3 separate regions of the Mus musculus genome follow, and regions 2 and 3 are each linked to region 1. The links are chromatin loops, found by intact Hi-C in ENCODE. Cell type or tissue: heart. All regions are shown on one strand. Links, peaks and the distances in the headings refer to the core of each region. The heading gives the core; the rest is flanking DNA.

What was found. Hi-C counts contacts between places; a loop is a spot of excess contacts. Peaks named below come from ENCODE experiments on the same cell type or tissue, not always from the same donor. Only the 100,000 strongest peaks of a DNase experiment are listed, where the experiment ranks them.
Region 2: it touches region 1 in a loop (2.5-fold over the local background); 5 of 42 quality-filtered maps call a loop at or near these places.
Region 3: a loop joins it to region 1, with 2.1 times the contacts of the local background. A loop is called at or near these places in 5 of 42 quality-filtered maps.

The regions. Positions count from the first base shown.
Region 1 is chr16:94,711,422-94,716,800 of GRCm38, reverse strand. Gm41504 (a long non-coding RNA gene) reads left to right here and starts at 2,894. Exons shown (of 3, transcript XR_876281.2): 1 at 2,894-2,952; 2 at 4,437-4,507; 3 at 4,991-5,379. In heart, for the core only: no CTCF peak of the experiment used is centred there; a DNase peak (open chromatin) is centred at 2,890; H3K4me3 peaks cover 683 bases; H3K27ac peaks cover 653 bases.
Region 2 is chr16:94,509,235-94,511,734 of GRCm38, reverse strand. Vps26c (VPS26 endosomal protein sorting factor C) reads left to right here. Exons shown (of 8, transcript NM_007834.3): 3 at 848-997. The region is part of intron 3 of Gm31323 (a long non-coding RNA gene); the gene reads right to left. Among named protein-coding and RNA genes, the nearest start is that of Vps26c, 16 kb to the left of the region's middle. In heart, for the core only: a CTCF peak has its summit at 1,516; no DNase peak of the experiment used is centred there.
Region 3 is chr16:94,471,155-94,473,654 of GRCm38, reverse strand. No RefSeq gene overlaps it. Among named protein-coding and RNA genes, the nearest start is that of Gm31323, 4.4 kb to the left of the region's middle. In heart, for the core only: a CTCF peak has its summit at 1,019; DNase peaks (open chromatin) are centred at 334 and 954.

The sequences.
Region 1 (5,379 bases), core at 1,603-4,102:
ACTCACCAAAGAACTTTGCATGAGGTTCCCGCAGCGTCTTGCCACTTCTGTGGCCTCTGGCCGGTTGGCAAGCCTTATGGTTTCTTCTGGATTGAGCTGCCCTTGCTGGTTCGTGTGTGGTGCCTGCCCAGAGGCCTGGACTGCAGCTACTGATATCCTGACAACGAAGACTGGATTCTCCCACAAGGAACTATTTCTCAGCAGGTCCACTTCCCCCGTGTCCTAATAACTTTTCCTTTCCACTTCCTCTGGTGGGTGGTAGGCTAGAGGGGAGGTTGAACACTTGTTAAAGTAGGTTGGAAAAAATATATGCTTACACACAACTGCCTGTAACTCCAGCTCCAGGATCTCCAGCGCCCTCTCATGGCCCCCAGGAACACTGCACTCACATGCATATACCTACACACAGACACATAATACAAATTTACATCAAAATTTGAAACACTTAAAAAGTGAGTAGAGAGAAACACAGAAACAAGAAAACCCCTTATAATTTTTCAGTTCTGTCCTTTCTATGTCAGTCCCAAAATTCTTGGCAGGAAGAAATGGTCGGCTTTTTAGCAGGTGCTAAGAGGAAGTGGGCATCAACACAGCCTCTAGTCCCAACACAAGACCCTCCTGTGGCAACACGAAGGCTCTTGCTTCCAGCCCTCACTCGGCCTCTGACCCACTGCCTTTTCCCCCCTCTTCCTCCCAGTGACTTCAGGGTACCTGGATCAGCTTCTCAGAGCATGAAAGGAAGAAAGCAGGGAAGCTCTGGCTGGGAAAGACCAGACCAACACTATTACACTCTTCTGGGGGAGAGTGTGTTACGCCTGGGAATTTTATCAAAAAAGCAATGGACATTCTTAGAGTCTACTTTTAACTTTTAATTCTATATAAAATGCTTGTGTTAGGAGTGTTTTAATAAAGGAGGGCTAATCTGAAACTGCCAGTCCTATTTATTATGTGAAGAGGGTTCATTTCTTCACATCTATTTGTGGGGTGTGTGTGTGTGTGTGTGTGTGTGTGTGTGTGTGTGTGTGTGTGTGTCACAGTGCATGTGTGGAAGTCAGAGGACAAGCAGAAGGAGTCCATTTTGTTCTTCCGTGTGTATCCCGGGAACTCAGGTCTTCAGGTTTGTAACAAGCACCTTACCTTACCCATTGCACGATCTAGCCGGTCCTTGGGTAGGTTCATCTTTAAGAAAGGGTTGGTAAGTAAGTCATCTTAAGTTTTCATAAGTCATTTACAAATTATTTTAAAATGTAAAGAATAAGAGGAGCCAGGGCTGTGGCTCAAGACCAGCCCAGGCTAGAAGCCATGTATAAAAAAGAGGGAAGAGGAGCCAAATAAGGGAGGGACCCTGCCAGGGACACTTGTTACCCAAGTTATGCGTAGATGAAGGAGGCTCAAATACTCATAAATAGCTAGAATTTGAGATAAAATGTGTAAAACAGATAATTAGTTCCAGATGCTAGAAAACACTAAAATATGATGGTCACAAATGAAACAAAAATTACAGACTTTCAAGTCCCCAAGACAATCTGTCCCGACTCTTCACCAACAGAGGGCTGGGGGAGGGGACTCGGGGAGGAGGTGAGGGGATGGGTTCTAACAGCACAGCGCCTTGGGAAAGGACAGACTTACACTGTCTCCTCTGTCACTCCTGCCTTACATGGTGTTTTGTCTGCTGCCCCCTGAACTCGGCTGCTTTCCTAGGGAGATTCACGTTCCCTGGGCTGGGAGCAGAGTGAGAATCCGCCCAGTACATACCAAGCCCACTGGTGAACGACCAAAGAAGCACCGGCTGAAAAGCCATGTCTTTAGGGTTGGTTTCTTACATTTTCCCATGTAGACTCATACAGAAAGCTTGTTCTGTGGATGCGGTGGGAGGCGACACAGGAGGACACCAGGGCTAGGAGGAGCAGAGATGTGTCAGTGGTCCCCTGCCCCTCTTGCTCCCAGAGCCCTTGAAAGATGTGAGTTAGAGGCCTTCTCCCGCCTGGAAACGTTAAATTATGCGAATAGCCTGGCAACAAACTCCTAACTGCTTGGCCCATTAATCAGGCCAAGCCATAAATTTCCTGCCTCATTGCCCCGTGGAGAATCCTTCTGGAAGACTGTCAGACTGGAGTAGCTGTGAAGCTCCAGCAGGGGATAGCCATCTCGGGTCAGTGTCCGCTGTGTGTCAGGAAGGCTCAGCGAGTAGACGGACCCAGGAGAGCAGCGCAGGCAGGCCCTACGGTGCTTGCTCTTTATGCCGCGTGGTCTTAGACAAGACTCTGCGCCGCTCTTGCTTCTTCATTAATAAACTAGATGGTTTGGGAGACTGGAGAGGTGGCTCTGTGGTTAAAAGCACAGAGTGGCGGCTCTTTCGGAGGACAATTCCTAGTCTCACAAATGTTTGTAACTCTAGTTCCAAGGAATCCAATGCCCAGTTCTGACTGCTGACATCAAGGCACATGGTGCAGACATACACACAAACAAAACACCTATACACATAAAATAATACAATTAAGTTTAAAAAAAAAAACAGATGGCTTGGGAGGCTAGTAAAATGAAGTATATGAACTACGAGGTGATGTTAAAAGTTTTGGGTAACAGAAATGGACCAACCTGGACCATAAGCCAGTGTCACCCCAAAAATCTCCTCGCTGGCATTACCCTGGCTTTGCTGGGAGAAGGCCCCGCCCTTCCCACCTATGTGACCAGTCACTGGACCAGGGTGCAACAGCATCAGAATGTCTCAAGATCCAACGTGCCTGAAACTTGCTATGAACCAAACCTATGCCTGCTTTTTCTCTGAAGAGCAAAATCAAGCAGGGCGCACGCGCAGAGGACACCGGACCGCTGCAGAGGCTGCGTCCTGCGCCGGCCGGTCCGCAGCATGCCCACCAGGGGGCGCTGTGGCCGCCGCTGCGTTCCTCGCAGGGCGCGGCTCCCTGGGCTGCTGCAGGAAACTCAGATCAGGTATGTAGGGTGTGTGTGCAGAGGCTCAGGGTACTGGGCAGGTATCAAGCCCCGGGTGTTGCCGGTTTCCAGGGGAAGGTTGTCATACTTGCACAGCTCGCTTACGCTATGCTATGGCTTCAGCCTGAAACCGCATAGACTCCTGATCGTGCCAAAGGACAGTACTGTGGGCTGTGCTGACATTCCTTGCATGGATGCTCTGGTATAGGCACCTTGTAGGGATGGTTGTGTGGGTGTTCCTCACACTGCAACACCTCTAGGTTTGCCCAAAGGAAAGTGTCTCTAAGGCAAGTCCTCAGACAGATGGGATCAACAGAGATGACCCACGTAGCTATCCTGAACCAAAAGGGGATAAAGTTAGATCCATCCTAACCTTAAGGGGAAAAAAAAAGTGTGACATGAGGTTTTTTTGTTTTGTAATTTCACAGTGGTAGCTGTATGTTGATAATTCTATAGTAAGTGATAAATGTAAGTTATGTGATGACTGGGGGTGTGGCTCAGTGGTAGGGCACAGGACTAGTGCCTGTGAGACTCTAGGTTCAGTCCCTAATACCGATGATGATGATGATGATGATAATGGTGATGGTGATGATGGTGATGATATGAAATTACAATGCTCAGATGACTGCTTAACTTGTCTTGAGAGTATGTGTGTCACTTTTTACCAAGTTTATATTTGTGCATCCCTATGACTGTAAGAATAGTGGCCTCCACAATCCCTGCTATTTGCTTTTTGAGACAGGGTCTTAACGGAGTAGCCTTGGCTCACTAGTAGACCAGGCTGGCCTTGAACTCAGATCTCTGCCTTAAAGTGCTAAGATTAAAGGCATGCCCTACATATCCTTAACATCATCTGCTGTTATGTTTCTAAGCCTAGCCATTCTCCAAGGATATAGTCACAACGCGTGCGCACACACACACACACAGAGACAGCTAATATACAAATTAAATCAATACAGTAGAGGGAGGGAGGTGGTGGCACACTTGGGAGGTGAATGCAGAAAGACCTGGAGTTCAAAGACACCCTGGGACCCTAAGACCCTGTCTCAGGTCCTTTTTTAAGGAGGCAGAGGAGCTGTCGTGTAGATTACTAGATAACTGTGCTTGCCTAGCACACGAGAGCCCTTGGTTAATTCCCCTGCATGGCACAAAACTGGGTGTGATGGTGCATGCCAGAAGCCCAGCATTGCGGAAGGCTGGAAAATCAAGAGTTCAAGGTCACCCTCAGCTACAAACAAATTCAAAACCAGCCTAGAAAAATAAATGAATAATAAACAAAATTTAAACTTCAAGCAAGATCACATTGTGGTTTAAATCTGTGTGCTGGCAAATCCTAAAACTGAGTTGCTGTGAGGTATCCCTGCCAGAGAACACACAGACAGACTTAAAGCCAAATGGTCTTTAGTCTCAACAGCTCATGGCTGCACCGAGTCACGTAGCCCCAGGCCTTCCTGTTCTTAGCTTTTTATACGCAAAACCCACAGCCTGGATTGACACACTTCAATCAGCAGGAACAAGTAGCTGTGAGTGGAGCCACAGAAGCCGAGAAAGCAAGGTTGGTACATGTCCTAGAACTGTGTGTGGCCCATGATGGGCTGGGTCTTTGTTCCTGTTTTGGCAGGAGCTGGGGTCTTTGGTTATGAGGGTTCTAATGTGGCCTCAGTTGTGCTAAGGTCTGGGGCCTGTTTCGCAGTTTGTTGGACACTGACATCACTCCGTTTGAAACCTGTGCATTGAAGTGGGTTTTTTCCCCCTTTACCTGGGCTACTTTCTTTCTTTCTTTTTTTTTTTTTAAAGATTTATTTATTTATTATATGTAAGTACACTGTAGCTGTCTTCAGACGCACCAGAAGAGGGCATCAGATCTCATTACGGGTGGTTGTGAGCCACCATGTGGTTGCTGGGATTTGAACTTCGGACCTTCGGAAGAGCAGTCGGGTGCTCTTACTCACTGAGCCATCTCACCAGCCCCTGGGCTACTTTCTTACTTCAAAGCTTTTTCTGTAAGTTGTCTCATTGTGTTCTTCTATACGTTAAGGTTCTGTGCAGAGGACCCCGTTCAAGCAGGCTATATCCAGGTGGGAGACAATCTTGAGGTTCGCTGTCCTGTGGGCACCCAGTTGCTTCACTGGCACCCATTGGAACGGTCATGTCTCCCTGCTTTCCTGACCATCTTTGCAACGCTTCCCAACCCAGAGCCAGCAGGATGTTTTTCTGAGTCCTGATTCCATGCAATGACCTGTCGCCCATTCTCTACCAACACACAGCATCTCGGTTTCTCTGTGTGTGTCTGTGTTCACAGAAAATCTCAAACTCAGGTGGTGTCACTGTGCCAGCTCTGTTCTGCTTCCAAAATAATTTTAGATATTCTTAAAACATCTCTCAAAATTGCATTTCTATAAAAACTTTACCATCACCTTGACGAAC
Region 2 (2,500 bases), core at 1-2,500, 200 kb after region 1:
GCATCTTTCTAATTTTAATCCATAGGCACTTCGTTGGGGTGAGGTTAAATCAAAGATATAAAAGCATGAGAGCATCTGGATGTGGTGGTGCATGCTGTAGTCCCAGTTCTCTGGAGGCTGAGGCAGAGGGCACGAGAATCAGGACTTGGAGGCCAGTCTGGACTATGCAGGGAGGCTGTATCTCAAAATAAAGTGAAACAGAGAACATAAAACTTGGACTGCCTGAGTGCTAGTCCTATTTCTTTCTCTATGGAGCCCACTGAGGAGTCTCTGTGGGCACCTGGAGCTTGAGGAGAGACAGACCTGCTCTGCCCACAGAGCTGCGGTGCTGAGGCCCTGGCTGAGGGCTGTGGGAGCTGGGGCAGTGATGTTAGAGATGCCAGGTAAGGAGTAGCCCCGGGCCCGATGTTGGCCAAGGTGGCCAGGCAGCTTCAGTGGTAGGTCTGCTTACTTATGGTGAATATAGGGCTGTTAGGACAGTCTAGTGAGGTATTTGAGCAGGAAGCAGGCATACATGGGTTCAGTTCCTACTGTGTACAGCGCCTCAGTCCCTGATATGTGACAGGACCATTATTGAACCACTGAGATGGGACCTATACAGTTCAAGGAGCAGACTGACTCCCACAAGTTGTCCTCTGACTAGTAAAAAAAAAAGGATGTAAGGAAATGAACCATTACTGTGCAGACTTAAAGAACAGCAGCAGCAGCTTGATGTTTTTGTTTAGCATCAGTACTGTGCTACCAAGACACAGGAGAGCGGGAGATTTCATGTGCCTGCTGCTAGTAGGACTGCAGAGAGAGACAGGCACAGTGTGTGCTGATAGCTGAAGCTGCTTTGTGTTGACAGCCGATCCAGATTATCAACAGCACCATAGACGTGCTGAAGCCAGGAAAGATTCCCAGTGGCAAGACTGAGGTCCCCTTTGAGTTCCCACTGCTTGTGAAAGGCAGCAAGGTCCTGTATGAGACTTACCACGGCGTGTTTGTCAACATTCAGGTGAGTGCCTAACTCCACTTACTTGCCGCTTTTGTTTTCTGCTGAAAACCAGCTTGATTATTTTTTCTCACTGAAATAACTGAACTCAAGTCTAATAATGGATTGATTCCAAGACTGCTCCTGTGTGTGCTGTATCGTTTTCTCATTTTGTCCTAACTGCATTTTGTGTATGACTGTTACTGGTTTTGCAGAGCTAGAGATTAAACCGTGGGCCTCACACAAGCTGTGACATAAAGTCACGCTCTGAGCCCCTGTGACCCTTGTGTTGACTATGCACTGTGGCTATAATTTCTTCCTTAGGGGTCCTTTGTGCTACCGCATTTTTCTCAGGCCACAGTGACACCACCAGGGTCCCAGATGTGCTTCAGCCTCTTTCTGGCATCAGCACTAACTAGTCTGTTTTATTCTTATGAGTATCTCTTTGTGGAATAAATACCCAAAGGCTGCCCATTCAACATAGGCTGTATTCTTCATTGAGCAAACCTTGTAAATGAGGGGAAGTGGATTTATGATTTCCTGTCTACCTTTGCTGGTGAGGGGTGGCTTTCACAGTTGCTATTGTCTCAGGAGCAGAGCCCAGTCATGACTCAGCCAGAGGAAGAGGCCCCGTCCCTCATTCAATGAAGAGAAAGGTACTGTTGTGTAGTTTGCAGCGGGACAGCTTCCTTGCTAACTGAGAAAATCCTGCAGTCTTAGGATGCACAGAAAGTCAGGAGATTGGAAAGTTGCTTGATTTGTGAATTAAGTTTTAGTTGATCACATTTCACTTAGTAAATACCAATCATTTGCTTAAAATCTAGCACATTTTTTAAAAAGTTTCAAACCATTTGGGAGGGTTAATAAAGGTTTATTCTTTTTTCTTTTCTTTTTTTTTTTTTTTTTGGTTTTCGAGACAGGGTTTCTCTGTGTAGCCCTGGCTGTCCTGGAACTCACTTTGTAGACCAGGCTGTCCTTGAACTCAGAAATCTGCCTGCCTCTGCCTCCCAAGTGCTGGGATTAAAGGCGTGCATCACCTCACCCGGCTAAAGGTTTATTCTTACATAAATTTCACGAACTGTTAGAAACCTGTCAAGGTGAAGAACATGGAGTGCATACTCTGTGGCACAGCCTGCTTTCCATGAAGACATGTTTTCAGGGTTTTCTCACATACCTGCTTCAGGCAGCAACATACAAAAGCTAAACACATGAAAAAAAAATATTACAAAAGTTTCGTTAGAGAGCGCTCAACAGTGAAGACTCCGTGCAGCTCTTGAAGAGACCCAAGTTTGGTTCCTGGCATCCACATGGGGCTGCTCACAGCTACCTGGAACTCTAGCTCTGGGGGGCATCTTCAGGTTTCTGTGGCCCTGTGTGTGTGTGTGTGTGTGTGTGTGTGTGTGTGTGTAATGGAATGGATGCTTCATGCTAGGCCTGAGTTCTGTCTCTACAACTTGCATGGAAGGAAGAACTTACTCCCTACGTTTTCCTCTGACTTCTACATGTGCACTATGGTACACATTATGC
Region 3 (2,500 bases), core at 1-2,500, 240 kb after region 1:
AGTCCAGTGTAAGGGGGTACACAGGAACAGACAGCCGTGAGTATAGGGCAGACCAACTGTGCCAGCCTGGATGACAAGGAACCGATGAGAAGCAGTTCAGGGGGCTGTTAAGAACAAGAGTGTATCAGAATAGTCTCTGCTTAGCTGTTAGGTCTCGTCTCTTGAGTGCCAGGTCATGTGCAGTACTAACATTTAAGGAGAGCTCGCCAGCAAGCTGACTGTCCTCTGTGGGAATGCGTCCATCTTGCTGGCGTTAGGCTGCTGTGCTCAGGCACCCCACTGTCCCTAACAACAGCTCCCACTCCTGAAGAATCCCCTAAATACACTAGCAGGCTTTGCTGCGCTGGCAGCTTCCCTCATGACTCCAAGTCTGGACACTCTACCACCTCCACTCCCTCCTCCCGGCTGCTACCAAGTGCTGACTTCCCTGGCCTCTGTTCAAAGCTGGAGCCCTACCCCACCCTACTGTCCCCATCCTCCCTTATCCCTTCCTGGTCCCATTCTTCTCTGGGATTACCAGGGACATATCATGTGTTTTACTGTCCTACTTGACGTCAGCCTCCACTATTGGAATGCTCAAGTCCTTTCTTCTTGTCTGTTGTTATAACTGGGGCACTAGAACTGTGCCTCCTGTGGCATATTTGATGGTTCAATGAATAGTCGCAGATCAATGTTATATAGCCATCCTGGTGGCCAGGACCACTTGGTTTGCTCCCAGTGGGGGCAGCTAGGGTATTGCAAGGTGGAGGAACCAGGGCCTGTCAGACGTACAGTGGGATGAGGAGCATGAAGGGCATTGTCCCTCAGTGCCTGAAAGCCCAGGAAGTAGGGAGGGCTTGGCTTCGGTTTTCTGTCTGGCAGGTTAGAGACTGTGGTAGCCGTGCCTCTGGAAGCAAAAGCAATGTGGCCTCCCCAGAGGATAGAAGAAAGCTGGAGTCCTGCTGGCGCTGGGTGGCAGCCAGCGTCTGGAAGTACAATGCCCATCTGTTCCACTGCTTTCTCTTTTCGGAGGCTGCTGGCTCACCCCACTGGAATGGGGTGGCACTTCAGGACACGAAACTTGGAGCTGGTGGCGGATTTCTTGGAACTGGTGGCAGGAAGATCTAAATTAAGACCTTTCTATCACACCAAATAAATAGAAGCTGAAATAAGAGACTAAAGGAATTCAGCAGAATGCCTTCATACATAATTTTTTAAGTAAGGAGGAAGAAGACCTTAGGAAGCAGCCTGGTATTTATCCACTAGAGCCTCAAGGTATTTGCTGAAAACAGTGATACTATTTGAGGCAAGAGCACATTATTAAACACAAGCTTCTCTTTTTGAAGCATGCTGTGCCATAGAAGATGGCAATTTCCACTCTGCTTGGAAGGCTCTTGACAAGGCCCAAGGCCTGGCCCGTTACCTGCTCAGCAGACAAGTTACTCCAGCATGGGGTCAGCAACATGTACGCACATAGAAGCTTCTTGCTTCAAGCCAAGACACAGAGAGAGGCTCCCTAGGAACTATGAAGAGGCTGTGTCCCTCGCTCAAAGACGAGTGGACCCTGTCCTTTTAGGACAGCAAGGGCTCGGGAAAGTTCATTCGGCTGAAAACCACCTAAGCAGTGCTGGGGGACCTTACCATTTTACATTTCAAAGTTCCATTGAACCAGCTGTGCTTTCCTTCAGGCAGGCAAGGCCCTGAGGTTACCTGGTTATTTCTCCTATCCACTGATGACTCTGCACTCCCAACGTGACACCTCTGAACATAGAACTCACTGTGTAGCATCCATCTAACAACTCCAAAACTGGTTCATAGAACCTCTGCAAGCATACTAATTGGGTTTGTTGGTTAGATCAGAAGGAATGGTGGACTCCAAGGTGCTAGACCTTCACAACACAAAGGTAGATGGTCCTCAAGCCGGTATCCAGCAAGCTCTGGACAATGTACAGCATCATCCTACTCAGGTTTTATTTTGTATCAGGATGTTTATGAACCACTTGTGTGTTTGTGGATTAGCTGTTCTGCCTTTGTCTCTTCTACTTCATGGAAACAATTTACTGAGTTGCTCAACCCTGAAGTAAGATCCACCTTTATGGTTTTCTAAAAATCTGTTGTCTTGAAGGAAAATCTGTTCATGTTTAGGATTGGTCCATCTGGAATTAGTATCTGTCTGTACTGTGACAGGTTAAACGTTTCCCATGGGGATAGCCAATATTATTATTCTTCCCCCCCACCCCCCCCCACATTATTATTCTTAATGTAGCCATCTTTTTCTGATGTCTGTATCGACTGACCGTCCACTCACTGGGATTTTTTCAGTTGACGAGAATTTCCATACTTTTGCTATTTTGTTCTCTCTTTAAAGTGGGAAACAGTGAGACCATGTAAGGCAGAGGCAGTGGCAGGATGAAGAATAGCTCTCTAAGCCAAGGAGCCTTGCCTGGACCCTTCCAAGGCAGTGGTGCACATGCCTCCTCATTCTGAACAAGTAAACAGCACTCACAGAAACACTTTGGGA